Regions from separate parts of the Homo sapiens genome. Here region 2 is linked to region 1. A link is a loop called in an ENCODE intact Hi-C map of the cell type or tissue named here. Cell type or tissue: HepG2. All regions are shown on one strand.

Evidence for each region. Peaks named below come from ENCODE experiments on the same cell type or tissue, not always from the same donor. Only the 100,000 strongest peaks of a DNase experiment are listed, where the experiment ranks them.
Region 2: it touches region 1 in a loop (3-fold over the local background); 3 of 110 quality-filtered maps call a loop at or near these places.

The regions. Positions count from the first base shown.
Region 1 is chrX:46,316,811-46,324,810 of GRCh38, forward strand. No RefSeq gene overlaps it. Among named protein-coding and RNA genes, the nearest start is that of LINC01186, 6.9 kb to the right of the region's middle. In HepG2, no CTCF peak of the experiment used is centred here; DNase peaks (open chromatin) are centred at 3,171 and 3,681.
Region 2 is chrX:46,182,129-46,190,128 of GRCh38, forward strand. No RefSeq gene overlaps it. Among named protein-coding and RNA genes, the nearest start is that of LINC01186, 140 kb to the right of the region's middle. In HepG2, no CTCF peak of the experiment used is centred here; DNase peaks (open chromatin) are centred at 3,983 and 4,603.

The sequences.
Region 1 (8,000 bases):
TGCACTTACTTCATAGGGTTGTGAGGATTAAGCAGGGTTAAGCGCACAGCACCTGGCATATAGAGTAAGATGCAGTACAATGTATCTTGGTAAATAAATATAAAGCCAGAGGGCTGTGAGAGCAAAGAGGAGTCTCAGACACTTCTGAAAGGTTTCCTACAAGATTTGCTGGAATCTCCATGGTGGGGGGAAAAGAGAAACCTGGGACCAGAAGGACCAATAAAAGAAAGGTAGAGAGACAGCTAGGAAAAGCATTATGGAAGCACTTCCTCACTAGACGGTGAGCATGAGGAAGGTGGTGAGCATGAGGAAGGTGGTAAGCAGGCGTGATTTACATCTGTATCTCCTGAGCCCATCTGAGTGCCTAAGTATAGTGAAATTAAGTAGAAATCTATTGAACTAAAAGGATCTGGAAGCCTCCCAGAACTGGAATCAATGCAAAGGAAAACAGAACAATTCTCTTCCTGATCACCAGGCTGAGGCTGGGAACAGTTAGTCACAATCACAGGTATTGTTAGGGTCATTTATGAGGTGAGTCATAAGTAATTTGTTAACAATAACAAAGCGTGGAAGTGTCCCAATGATGTGCTCCTTCACAGATTAGAGCAGATTCAAGGTTATCACTATAGCAATGATGTAGCCCAATATGCTTTGTTGAGTGAGTTTGCTCCTGAGAGTGTGTTGCACACATTTGCATACTGATTGCAATGTAGATCAAGGCAAACAAGAAAAAATAAAAACAAATGAAAGTCAACTGATTCAGGCTAGAGAAGTATTGGACCTCTTCTGATTTTCACTGTGAGCGAGAAGTCAGTTCGCTGGCTCCATCTTTCCTCCCATGACCCACAGTAGGAACAGATCGGGGGAGGAGGGCAATGCTGCCTTTATTTATAGGAAGCAGCAGAGAAATCCTTTTTAAATGATTTATTTTAATAATGTAAAAAGTGAAACCATATAATTTGTATTTTCTTAGCACTTTGTGGATTATAAATATTCTCACATGCCTTATCACTTAGATGATCAGTTTGGCTTATGTGAAAGACCTGCAGTTGAAGGCTGACTTAGCAAGGATGTCATCTAAATGGGATCTGAGGGTTGGAGTCTTTATCCATGGAATACAAACCAGCCTGTGTTAGGAATTATGTAATCCATACTTTCCCAAAAGCACACCTCACACCCAATGCATCTTTAAAAAAAAAAAAAGGTTGGAAGTGAAGGGGATCAGGATATGCCACCATAAAATATGCTATTTCGGCATAAGGATTATTTTGAGCTGAAAGCAATTGAGAATCAACTGGTGCTGCAAAAGTTCTCTGCCTCCCTTTTGTCTGCATAAAAGTAGGGCATAAATTTATCATGAAAAAGGTGCCCTCCCTTTATCAGGAAGAGAAGCATAACTCTTATCACTGAAGATGGGGAGTTGATGCTGAGATCAGTCTGCATAAACAGAATTTACTAAAATAATCCTTCTCTTCTATTAGTTCCCCCCATATATTTCCTAGTGACTTTCCCACAATTTATCACCCCTAGAAGCTCCAACTCTCTTTGCTTTTTCTAGCCACTTTCTCACAATTTATTGCCCTTCATAAAAATGATATATAAGCCCTCATTATAACCACTTCTTTGAGACTTCTTTTCTGCGAACAGTCATGTACATAAAAATACTAAATAAAAACTGTACCTTTTCTCCCGCTAATTTGTCTTTTGTCAGTTTAATTTGCAAGTCCCAGGTATTGAACCTAAGACGATAAAGGAAACGTTTTTTCTTCCACAACAGAAGGAAGGGATGGAGGAAGGAAAGGACTGAGGGAGAGAGGGAGGGAGCAAAGGAGGAAGGGAGCGAGGGAGGGAGGGAGAGAGGAAGGAAGGAAGGAAGGAAGGAAGGAAGGAAGGAAGGAAGGAAGGAAGGAAGGAAGGAAGGAAGGAAAATGTTTTTCTTTTATTTGTCTGACACTCAAGCAACTTTGGGATTGTATCTCTTGGCTTCCAGTTTGTCCTCCAGTCTCACAAGGCAGATAATAGCAGGAAGGCCTAGATGCTGACCATGGAAACCTGAAATACATAGTTGAGGGCATATCACTTTCTCTCCAGAACCAAAGCCTTTACCCTGTTCTCCCACAAAGCCTCCTAGAGTCCACATCAGCCCCACATCAGCACTCAGTAGAGACTGGCTCTAAATCTCTCATCACCGTGGGTTGTCACACCTAGATAAGTCCTGTGATTTAAACAGTGACCTTTTCAAATGGCTTTGCCACTTAATTACACAGACTGTACACTTATGAGTAAAAAGAAACATACCTCCACGTACAATCACTGAGACAGACAAGGTAGAATTCTTTATTTATTATTATTTCAGGATTTTGATGTGATTGTTTGGTATCTGCTAGACTCAATGGACATGTAACTTCACAACTGAAGACTTCTTTTACTTCATTTCACACCCCGCAACATGCCAGTTATTTTTCTAAAATACAAATCTTTTTATGTCATTCACCAACTCAAAATTCTTCGGTGGTTAATTCCCCCATTGTCTATAGAGAAAAATTATAATTCTTTAGCTTGACATACAAATCCCTTTCAATATTTGAATCCTGCCAAATTTGTAGCCACAACTACCAATAGTCTACTCCTCCCCATCCCCCACAATAACATATTAACTCCAGTCATATCATATTAGTTCTGATTCCCTGAAAAACACCATGATTTTAAGGTAGAAGTCTTTATTCCCATTTTAGTGAATGTGATTCACTCCAATACCTTCATCCCCTAACAGGACTGTAAACATCTTGAGGCCTTTGATCATGTCTTTTTGCATTCTTTGCAATGCCTTGGCTAGAGCTAGACACATAATGACAAATGTTAAATGGTTACCTATAGAAACATTGGCCTCCCTTGGTTTTATTAAATTCTTGCTACCAAGTTTTTGGTGCTGTTATTGTTTTTTTGGGCTATTTCTCTGCCTGAGTGCTATCCTTCTATGAGGACACCCCAAATGGAAGTATACTATGGGTAACTATTTTAAAAATAAACAAATCAGCAAAGTAAAACCCAGGCAGGCTGAAGCCAAATGTATCACTTCTTGCACATGCTAATGGGTGGCATGGGGCACCGTTTGCAAGAGACAGTTACAAAGTTCTAACTTACTTATCTAGTAATGTATTTACAATGAATCCTTTGTAGCAACAGATCAAAGAACAGCATTTATTAACCTATATCTGTATTTGATTGTACAGCAAATTAGCACAAACACACACCCAGAGATCAGCTTCAATTTCCTCATGCAACACTGGCTCTCTAAAGAGAAATAAATTTTCTGACCCAGAACAAAGTTTTGGAAAGACAAATTTTTGAAAAACAAGCATTTATAACGGCATTTATAATGTTAATGGGGTTCAACTTGAAAAATTACCCAATTGGCTCATGAGAAAACATACTTCTTTAATAAACTGCTATGAGTGGGAGTGGGCAGGAGTTGGGGAGAGAAACAGTGGAAGTAGTGAGAGCATGATAAGTGAAGCAAAGAAGAAGACGTGTGTGTGTGTGTGTGTGTGTGTGTGTGTGTGTGTGTGTGTGTGTGTGTGTAGACCTGTACACAAAACCTCCATTATTTTTATGCTTTCATTTCTACACAGCCAGATAATGTCAGGTAAAAGTATAACTTATGACTCAGTCAGAGCAATGCTTTTGCTTTGATATATCGATGTTGGCTGAGTCAAGTAAGGGTGGAGATGGCAAGAGAAAGATAATAAGTAGCAAATATATGTGTTCAGCGGAAAGACAAAGCTCTCACTTTGAAGAGCTGAGTTCAGAGGTTTCAAAGGGCACACAGGAAATGCTCCAACAGCATAAACTGGGCCCCAAGCGCCATTCCAGCCAACTTTCAGCCCTCCACATGGCTTTATCTGATCTCATGATTCTCTGTCTCCAGAACCAAAGTACCCACAAAGAAGAATGGCTTTGTGATAAAAATCAGATCAGGGCTTCGATCACTTTTATGATCACTAGAGACCTGGAGGTATAGAGATGAGAAGGTAAAAGGCAGACAGTCAGACTATGGTGGGTTCCCCTGAGTTATGGGGAAAGTTATAAATTATTTACTAAGGCACACACAGTGCCTGTTTTTATGACGAATATAATAGCCTGAATACCAAAAGAAAAACTAAATTGAGCTCTGAATCAGGTCTGAAAAACATTACAAACCCATCTCTATCTTTCAAAACTATATACAAGACAGCATTTTGGTAATTTGATGTATGTAAACTGAGCCTCAGTTACCCACTTGGGCCAAAAAAGGAGAAAAACAGGCATTTAGGGCTTGCCGTTTTCCTCTTTGAGGTTAAAAAAAAGTCACCAATATGAAGTAATTAGAAATTAAGTCCAGGAGACCAAATTATGAGTTCTACTATTTTCCCAACATAAAACGCCATCCGCAGAGCAGAAAGATGAAATTTCATAGAAAGTCTTCAAAGAGGAAAAGCAATGGTCTTTTCCCTCTGCTACTCTGTAGTTTGTCCTCATCTTGTGGGAATTGGGGCCCATGGTTAGGAGAAAAGAGTGTGTACTTTCAGTATAATAGCAAAACAGTTACAGTCAAAGACATTGTGTGGGAGAAGAGTATATGCTAGATTTACATCAGATTTGAGAATCAGGTACCACTGGTTAACATGGAAGGTTTCACAGAAAATTGTTTATGTCAGAGGAGATGGTGCCCAAGATTTCAAACATCTGGCTATATAAACATCCATGGGGAATCAGTATAGACATCACAGATAATTCATGGGAGGTAGTTTGTACTCATAATTGGATATTTTCACAAATGTTTTCTTAAGAAAAACCATAGAAAATGAAGTTGGCCTTAGAATAACTGAACACTCTGATAAGCAATATACCCCCAGAAATGTTCCAGACTTTTGCTGCTTTACTCCTATCTCTTTAACAAGTGGAAAAACTCTTCTTCTTTACAACCTATGTCTGTATCTGGTACTGCAACACTCAAAATATCCACTTTATTGAGAGGCTACTGATCATAAAGAAAGAAAAAAAATGTAGATAGCAATGCTGTGGTTTATCACATGCTGCACAGAACCAATGTGAACTTCCCTTTTTTGATTCATAGAATTCTATGTATTCATAAAATTCAAACAATAAACATGGCTCCTCTAATGATTTCTCTCTTTGCTTGATTTCACTGGGAGACTAGCCTAGTGCCTCCCTCTGATAGCTCAGGAGTCCCTGGGCCTCTGTTATCAGCCTTTGGACTTGGATTAGAGAAGTTATTTTCTTTAATTGATCATGAATTTACAGTCAATGGTATATAGTCACTCTGTCTAAGCAGTTCTGTGAGTGGAGGGCAGGAAAAATAAATTTTCAGAATAATCGGAACGTCTGAATCCAGGAAATTTTCCTGGACTGCTGGGACTTAGTAAGGCAGCAATGTAAAGGTAAAAAGCAGTGGCCCTCAAGGCAGCAAACCTTGGATGCATGGCCATGAGGGTCTTACTTGCTATCTCTCAGAAGAAGCAGCATGCTAGAGCGGCCTCTAAGAAGAGCTCAAATCTCTGCTCTTCTAGCACAATGCTAAATCATGTGTTTCATAGAAATGGGGATGGGAGTGGGTGAGTGGGTGCAAATCCACTAACTTTTCTTGAGCAGTCAAAGTCAAGCAAGCACTGCTAATGGTGGTGATTGCATCTGGATCAATGTAGGGGAGGAAAAATATCCTTTTCTCTACCTATCCTAGGTTTATGGCCTGTAACAAAAAGCAGCTTAATCAGAAAACCATACAGGTTTATTTCAAATAAGTTTTACGTGACATGAGAGCCTTCATAAGGAAATGAAGACCAAAGAAACAGGTACATTTGAGTGTTTTTATTCTAGGTTTGATGAAGAATGAACAGTCATGGAGAAATATGATAGGACAAAGAATATTATCTAATGGTAATAAATGGGGCAGGGACTTAACGAGGCCTGTTTGTTTGAATTTTTCTCTGTGTTCCTCCATTTTCAGAGATAAGGATGCTTTTTCCTTCCCTGTAGGTCTAAGGAGGGCATCTGTCAGATGAGGGTCATATAACCTACTTTAGGGGAAGGTCAGTGTATTAGTTGGTTTTCATGCTGCTGATAAAGGCATACCTGGACTGGGCAATTTATAAAAGAAAGAGGTTTAATGGACTTACAGTTCCACGTGGCTGGGGAGGCCTCACAATCATGTTGGAAAACAAGGAGGAGCAAGTCACATCCTACGTGGATGGTGGCAGGCAAAGAGAGAGAATGAGAGCCAAGCAAAACGGGCTTCCCCTTATCAAACCATCAGATCTCATGAGACTCATTCACTATCACAAGAACAGTGCAGGAAAGACTCGCCCCCATAATTCAATCACCTCCCACTGGGTTCCTCCCATGACATGTGGGAATTGTGGGAGTTACAATTCAAGATGAGATTTGGGTGGAGACACAGCCAAACCGTCTCAGTCAGAGAGTCCTTCCTAGGTTTTATAATCCACTTCAGGGGAGAAGTATGGGGAAAGGTAAGACCAATGGTCCAGTTTCTGCTATTTTCTTCAATATGACAAGATGCCATCTTTTGGAGTAGTGTGTCCTGAACCCCATCGCCTATGTGGCAACAGATTTCATCTTTCCTTTGCAGAGGATACAGAAAAACAGGACACAGAAGCTAACAAGAAACTCCCAGGAACTCGAGGCACAGGGGCAGGTTCATGTCACAATACTCTTTCTCTCCATCTTTTCCTCTCCTTCAGCCATTTTTCGGGACCTAAGATGCTAAACTTAGGGTCCTTCTTTCTCAGGCCTTTCCAGGAGTTCTTCCTCATCCTTGGCTCCCATCTCCCCTTCTGACTCCTCTGGGCCCCTGAGTCCTCTACTCAGTTGGAGGAAGTTGGCTTTATCTGCCATGGCCTCTGCATCTCTAGGCCATGCTAGAAGCCCACTATATAACCATCCAATAAGTTCTTCTTGCCTGCTTCCCAGATGAAGCTAATTTATCAAGACAGGGTTATTGCAATAGAAAAAGAGTTTAATACAAGAAGAGCCAGCTAAATGGGAGACCAGAGTTTTATTATTACTCAAACGAGCCTCTCTGAAAATGTGGAGGCTAGGTTGTTTTTTTTTTTCCTTGAGACAGAGTCTTGCTCTGTTATCCAGGCTGGAGTGCAGTGGAGTGATCTCGGCTCACTGTAACCTCCGCCTCTGGGTTCAAGCAATTCTCTGCCTCAACCTCCCAAGTAGCTGGGATTACAGGTGCCTGCCACCATGCCCGGCTAATTTTTTTTGTATTTTTAGTAGAGACAGGGTTTCACCATCTTAGCCAGGCTGGTCTTGAACTCCTGACCTCGTGATCCACCCACCTCAGACTCCCAAAGTGCTGGGATTGCAGGTGTGAGCCACTGCGCCCAGCCAGGTTTTTTAAAAGATAGTTTGGTGGGCAAGGGGCTAGGAAATGGTCCTGCTGATTGGTTGGGGATGCTATCATAGGAGTGTGGAAAATAGTCCTCATGCACTGAGTCCACTTCTGGGTGTGGGCCACAAGGCCAGCTGAGTCATGAGTTGGTGTCTCCAGTCTAGATGGGGCCATTGGATCATCTGAAATGCAAAAATCTGAAAAGACATCTCAAAAGGCCAATGTTAGGTTCTACAATAGTGATGTTATTTACAGGAGTAATTGCGGAAGTTGCAAACCTTGTGGCCTCCAGAATAATGGCCGGTAATCATTTATGCCTACATCTTAGTGGAATTCAGGCCCCAATCATCCTCCCAACCTGGTGGCCTTTCATTAGTTTTACAAAGACAGTTTAGTTTTGGGGAGGGCTATTATCATTTAAATTATAAATTTCTCCCAAAGTTAGCTTGGCCCATGCCTTGATCAAGGGCAATTTGGAGGTTAAAGGCAAGATAGAGTTGGTTGGATCAGACCTCTTTCACTGTCATAATTTTCTGACTGTTATAATTTTTGCAAAGGCAGTTTCAACTTCAGTTGCTGAAGC
Region 2 (8,000 bases), 130 kb before region 1:
CCCAGCTACTTGGGAGGCTGAGGCAGGAGAATCACTTGAACCCAGGAGATGGAGGTTGCAATGAGCTGAGATAGCCCCACTGCACTCCAGCCTGGGCAACAAGAGCGAAACTCTGTCTCAAAAAAGTAAAAGGAAGTAGAGAGTAGAATAGTGGTTACCAGAAACCAGGGAGAGTAAGATGGGAGGGGATGGGGAGAGGTTGGTCAATGGGTACAAAGATACAGTGTTTCATTTTTATTATAACTATTTTAAATGGTATGCTGAAAAATTGTGGGTTTCAATAGTTCATTTCTTATACCTACAAAGATAATGTATTTTTGTATATTATCTTTATATCCTAGAACCTTGTAAAACTCATTAATTACTTCAAGGAGCTTTAACTTTTATAATGTGTTTTAATTGTTTTTTGATAATCTTTCAAGGCATTATTTTATACATTCAACTTTCTTTTAGATTTACCCATATATTTGCCATTTTCTTTGCTCTTATTTCCTTTTCACGTCTCATATTTTCCATCTCACTTTTATTCTTCTTGAAGTATATCCTTCATGCTTTATCGTTTGTACTTTTTCCTGATGAAAAACTTTCTCAATTTCTTAATATGAAAATGTATTCATTCTGCTATCATTCTTCAAAGACATTTTCTCTTGGTGTATAATTCTAGACTGTAGTTACTTTCTTTCAATACATTGAAAAAGATCAATTCACTTCCATCTGCCTTCCATTGCTGCTATTGAGGGGTCAACTATCAGTATAAATGCCACTCTTTTGAATGTCATCTGTCTTATTTTCTGGGCCTACATTTTTGTTTTCCTTTTGTCTTTGCTGTTCTTCATTTTCACTGTTAGGGGTAGGTAGAAATATTTTTAAATATCTCACTTGAAATTAAGGGGCTTCTGGAATTGTGGGTTAATGTATTTCATCAGCTGTAGAAAATTTTTACTATATTTTCATTCTCTCTCTATTGTACTTTAGGATTCTACACGAATGATTGTTAGATGTTTTCTCTCTATCACCCCATGTCTCTTAATCTCTTGTTTTATTTTCCATCCTTTATTTTCTCTGTGTTGAATTCTGGATAATTTTTTCAGACTTATTTTCAAATTCACCAGTTATCTTTTTATCCATGAGTAATCTGCTAATAATTTTATACATTATCATATATCCATATATATATTCATTTCTAGAAGTTATAACTTTTCCAAATCTGTTGGAAATCTGGTTCTTTTCCAAATCTGTTGTCACTTTATAAGGTTTCCTGTTTGCACAGATACTTTGTCTTTTATTTATGTAAATATTGAAAGCATAGTTGTTTTACAACCCTTGACTGATAATTCCAGTATCTGGAGACTTCGTGAATTTTGTTTTGTTGTCTATTATTTCTGTTTGTCCTCATGCACCGTGCTTTCTTTTTGTGTGAATAGCACTGTTTGATGCTAAAATATTTTTGAAAAATTATTTGTAGGAAAAAATTTGAGTTCTGGTATGAAAGGTACTTCTTCAAAAGAAAATGCACATTTGCTAAAGCCAAATATCTGAAGACACTATCTGTTCAAAATCACTCAGACTAAATTCAACGCTTGAGGGGTTTGGGCTTGTTTTGGCATTTCAAAAGATGTCAATTTCAGCTAACAGTACATTCAAAGCCCAATTTACTTCTGCTTCACCCTGACTGAACGGTAGAGCCCTTTGGAATTTCAGCTTAAAATGGAGAAGATCTCCTCTTAGACTCCCCACCTTGGGCAGGCGATGTCACCTTGGCTGTTAAAGTTCCAATTTCTCCAGATTGGCAAAGACCTTCAATGGCCTCTGGGCTCCCCGTACCTCTCTGGGTTCCTGCTTTCCCTTCAAGTTTGCCCTAGAAATTCTTCACTCTCTTTCAGCTTTTCAATGTTTTTTAAAAACATTTTATTTCTTGCATTTTATCCATAATATATAGGGTTTTCTCCCTGCAAAAAGATTGGTCCAAATAACCTAATTGAACATTACTAGAAACAAATTAATGGATAATATTTAGAGAAAAGCCCCATTACAGATTGGAATTGTATAGGTCCTGATGTGACAAGGCTACAGTGCATTATTTTTATTTATTTTCAGTTTGTTTTTGTGAGGAGGGGGTGCCCATTCCAGTTTCTGCAAACAACAACCTTATTTTAGGGGAAAAATGAAACATTCAATAGCAGTCTTTGTCTTTTGGTATCAGCAATGAAAAGATTTTCTTCCCCATCTATTAGTGGGGGAAGGGTCAAAAACATTTTTTACTCTATCAGTTTCTCTTTTCAGACATATTTATATAATTTTACAATTTCCTTTATGTTACAAAATATTTGTTAGCAATTCTCAAATTTACCTTTCCTATTTTGCGCTTACATGTCTTTGTTATTCCTCTTTCCTGCTTTTCTCTTATTTGTATGAGGACAAGGGTTAAGGTTTGCACGTTCCTTTTTATGGTCTTTTTTGTGGGAGGCACAGAGGGATGAAGGAGAACTTTATATTTTTCCTGTCTTACTTGGACTTTTGGTCTGCTAGCCTATATTTTTTAATTCACTTTCTTTGTTTTTCTGGGAAAGCTATCAAGTGCTGATGCAGAAGTTTCTCTGAGTTTTATGGTGATGGGATTGGATTCAGAAAAAAATTTTAAAGGTAAATAAATAAGGGAGGATTATAAGAAGTTTCGAAGAAACTACAAGTCAGACTTTTTGTAACAACTGGATTATCTCATCTATTAATAAATCCAACTTCATCAAGCAATAACTTGCTGCTCTCTCATTATAATCAATGCTTAAAAAGTGTTCCTAGTCTTGTCATTCGTGAGTCACCACTATTAAAAACTGCACTACCTAGGGGTTTTGTGAAGAAGGGAGACTCCACCCATATACACCCACACTGAATGAATCAAGAGTTGATACTTGAGAAAATAAAAGATAAGTAACAAGCCAAAATATGACAGAAGAGGCTGATACAAACAAAAAGATATCAAGCAGAAAAAAAATTAATGAGATATAAAATTAATAATTATTTGGGATTATTAAAACATTGGAGGCCATATTGTCACTTCATTACAAGCTATGCATGTCTATAAATTATCTAGGACCTCCAGTTTTCTAGATGAGATATTACACCTTCACTGTGAATTCTCTTTATTTCTCCTAAATTCAGTGATCCTCTGTTCTGATGGAGCCTTAGGAGATCCACTCTAATAATATGTTTCATCACAGTCATTCGAAAAGCTAGTAAGAGGTATCATAAGAAAAAATTCCTCATTAAATTAGACTGGGAAATACCAAATTAAACAAAGTCAACCAATTTTCTCTAGTGTACATTTCCTTGAGCCTTCAGCATGCTAATTGGCTTGACAAATCTCTAAGAGAGAAGTTAGTATATAGTAATCCTTTTTTATTGAGCATGTCTTGGAACACATGCTCTGTGGAACATGCTGCGAGAAATTTAGCTGTAAAGTGTAGAGTGAGAATTTTGAAAAAGAGGGAGAGAAAAATCTATTTCTTCATCCTGTTGGAAGTTACATTACCAGTAAAGCCCTAAGAGTCTTTATCTCATTTTCTAATATTGTGTGTAACACATTCATTATCCTTGGAAATCTAAGATATTGAAAAGTTAAGTAACTTGTCCAAGATCATACATTTGTAAGCGGAAGAACTAGGATTTGAGTTCAGAGGTTCTTGATTCATGCCCTTAACAGTATATCTATCAAAAAATCTTTCTGGTGTTTACACCCATTCCTGAGTAAGAACAATTCTTGTAAGAAAATGTACATAAACACATAAATTTCCACAGGTCGCTGACATTCTGATGGTTAAGACAACTGTGTCATCAGGGATGGATTGAATGTTACAAAATGTGTTTGGGTGTTTGTCCTGTACATACATTTTGATTAACTGGCCTAGCACACAGGTACAATTTAGAAGGACCTAACCTTCCACCTTGCTCATCAGGAATGAGAAAAATGCCTATGGCATTCATAAAGTACACCAGTCTACATAGCTTCTTCTATCACTGGGAGGGAATAGGGTCCAGTTTCACCAGCAGCATCTCCCTTCTGTCTGCTCCTCATGTATTCATTCTCTTTTACATCCCTTCCTGATTCTAATCCAAGTTTCTGTTTTAGAAGTGATTATCAAGTAAAAAAATTGCTGGTGGAATTCTTATGTGGTTCATGTTAGACGTGAGATTTACAGAGAACTTGACAGGTACCAAGTCTCATTCCTTTTAAATGATACACTAAACGTGCCCAGAGATGTTTCAGATTGTCCCAGGAACATACATACCAGGATTCGTTAGGGCATGATGTTTATCTGTGCATCCAAGTTGAAATGGTGAAAGACTTGCATATGATTCCTTCCAAGTCCTCAACAATTTATTTTTAAGGAGACAAGGTTTTATATTTAAACCAAATCCAAAAACCCCCACAAGTACAATAATAGAGAATCGGTTAAATAAAATATGACAAAAGATCAAAAAGTCTTTAAAATGTTTATAGGTTGTTAATGATAAGGAGAAACACTCATGATGCAACTTACTCATTCTGCAAATATTTATTTAGCATGTACTATGTATCAGGCTTTCTTTTAAAGACTGGGGACAGACTGAATAGAAATAAGCGGCCCCCTCGTCCATGCCCCTTTTGTCAAAGGAATCACTGGAAGGCCCACTGCCCCAGGGGACGAAGGTCCTCTGAGTCAGAAGCCACTAATCAGATGATCCAGCAGCAGGACTGAGGGTGCCCGGGGCAAGTGCCAGCCCATGCCATCACCCTCACAGAGCCCTGGGTATGCATGACCATTGAGGTCCAGGAGGTTAACTGCCTCCTGGACACTGGCACAGCCTTCTCAGTCATACTCCTCTGTCCTGGACAACTGTCCTCCAGATCTGTCACTATCCAAGGGGTCCTAGGACAGGCAGTCACTAGATAACTTCTCCCAGCCACTAAGTTGTGACTGGGGAACTTTACTCTTTTCACATGTCTTTTTAATTATGCCTGAAAGCCCCACTCCTTTGTTAGGAAGAGACATTCTAGCAAAAGCAGGAGCCATTATACACTAGAATTAGGGAAAAGAAAAGAGTAAATATATATACAGATTCTAAGTATGCTCACCTAGTCCTCCAAGCCCACGTAGCAATATGGAGAGAAAGGGAATTCCTAACTTCTGAGGGAACACCTATCAAACATCAGGAAGACATCAGGAGATTATTATTGGCTGTACAGAAACCTAAAGAGGTGGCAGTCTTACACTGCCAGGGGCATTAGAAAGGAAAGGAAAAGGAAATAGAAGGGAACCGCCAAGCGGATATTGAAGCCAAAAGAGCCGCAAGGCAGGACCCTCCATTAGAAATGCTTATAGAAGGACTCCTAGTATGGGGTAATCCTCTCTGGGAAAACAAGCCCCAGTACTCAGCAGAAGAAATAGAATGGGGAAGTTCATGAGGACATAGTTTCCTCCCCTCAGGATGGCTAGCCACCGAAGAAGGAAAAATACTTTTGCCTGCAGCTAACCAATGGAAATTACTTAAAAGCCTTCACCAGACCTTTCACTTAGGCATTGACAGCACCCATCAGATGGCCAAATCATTATTTACTGGACCAGGCCTTTTCAAAACTATCAAGCAGATAGTCAGGGCCTGTGAAGTGTGCCAAAGAAATAATCCCCTGCCTTATCACCAAGCTCCTTCAGGAGAACAAAGAACAGGCCATTACCCAGGAGAAGACTGGCAACTAGATTTTACCCACATGCCCAAATCTCAGGGATTTCAGTATCTACTAGTTTGGGTAGATACTTTCACTGGTTGGGCAGAGGCCTTGCCTTGTAGGACAGAAAAGGCCCAAGAGGTAATAAAGGCACTAGTTCATGAAATAATTCCCAGATTCGGACTTCCCCGAGCCTTACAGAGTGACAATGGCCCCGCTTTCAAGGCTGCAGTAACCCAGGGAGTATCCCAGGCGTTAGGCATACAATATCACTTACACTGTTCCCGGAGGCCACAATCCTCAGGAAAAGTTGAGAAAAAGAACAAAACACTCAAACGACATCTAAAAAAGCTAACCCAGGAAACCCACCTCGCATGGTCTGCTCTGTTGCCTATAGCCTTACTAAGAATCTGAAACTCTCCCCAAAAAGCAGGACTTAGTCCACACGAGATGCTGTATGGATGGCCCTTCTTAACCAATGACTTTGTGCTTGACTGAGAGATGGCCAACTTAGTTGCAGACATCACCTCCTTAGCCAAATATCAACAAGTTCTTAAAACATTACAGGGAACCTGTCCCCGAGAGGAGGGAAAGGAATTTTTCCACCCTGGAGACATGGTATTAGTCAAGTCCCTTCCCTCTAATTCCCCATCCCTAGATACATCCTGGGAAGGACCCTACCCAGTCATTTTATCTACCCCAACCGTGGTTAAAGTGGCTGGAGTGGAGTCTTGGATACATCACACTCAAGTCAAACCCTGGATACTACCAAACGAAACTGAAAATCCAGGAGACAACACTAGCTATTCCTGTGAACCTCTAGAGGATCTGCGCCTGCTCTTCAAGCGACAACCGTGAGGAAAGTAACTAGAATCGTAGATCCCCATGGCCCTACCTTGTCATATTTTTCTTTTTACTGTTCTCTTACCCCCTTTCACTCTCACTGCTCCTTCTCCATGCTGCTGTACTACCAGTAGCTCCCCTTACCAAGAGCTTCTATGGAGAATGGAGCTTCCCAGAAATATTGATGCCCCATCGTATAGGGGTTTTTCTAAAGGAAACCCCACTTTCACCACCCACACCCATGTGCCCCTGCACTTCAGGCCATACATTTCAATCCCTGTATCTTTAACTTCCTTGTTAAGTTTGTCTCTTCCAGAATCAAAGCTGTAAAACTACAAATTGTTCTTCAAATGGAGCCCAGATGCAGTCCATGACTAAGATCTACTTCGGACCCCTGGACCGGCCTGCTAGCCCATGCTCCAATGCTGATGACATCAAAGGCACCCCTCTGGAGGAAATCTCAACAGCTTGACCCCTACTATGCCCCAATATGCTCTAAATGCAGGAAGCATTTAGAGCGGTCGTTGGCCAACCTCCCCAACAGCACTTGGGTTTTCCTGTTGAGACGGGGGACTGAGAGACAGGACTAGCTGGAATTCCTAGGCCGACTAAGAATTCCTAAACCTAGGTGGGGAAGGTGACTGCACCCACCTTTAAACATGGGGCTTGTAACTCAGCTCACACCCCACCAACCAGGTAGTAAAGAGGGCTCACTAAAATACGAATTGGGCTAAAAGCAGGAGGTAAAGAAATAGTCAAATCATCTATCATCTGAGAGCACAGGGAGAGAGACAATGATTGGGATATAAACCCCAGGCATTCGAGCTGGGTGGGGCAACCCCCTTTGGGTCCCCTCCCTTGTATAGGAGCTCTGTTTTAACTCTATTAAATCTTGCAACTGCAAAAACAAGAAAGACTGGAGACAGAGCAGTGAATAAAATACCCATGATCATGGGACTAGCATTCTGGTGGAGGGACAGATGTCAACAAGAGTCAGATGAGTGACAGATGTGTTTCATCCATTAAGGTTCTCGTGGAGGCTGGAGCCTCTCCCTAACCTCAGCTTTACTGACACCAAACACAATTGCCCTCCTCCATTTTCTCCAGCATGCTCTTCAAATAGGATCATTTTCTCAGCGTGCCACGATGGAGAAAATGTTAGGAAGTCCTACACAAAGAAAATACACAGGTAATATCACAGTTATTGATATGAAGGAAGATAAAGCAAGGTCGGGAGAAGAAGAATAATGGCAGTGTGATTTTATGTACCTGGTAACAAAAGGCCTGTTCATGGAGGGAATTTTTGAGCAAAGCTCAGAATGAAGTGAGGAAGTAAGTCATGTGGATAGTTAGAACCTTCCAGACAGAGGGAACAGCAAGTGTAAATGTCCTGAGGAATGAGCATATTTAGTATGCTAGAAGCACAGTAAAAAAGCCGGTGTGGTTAAAGAGT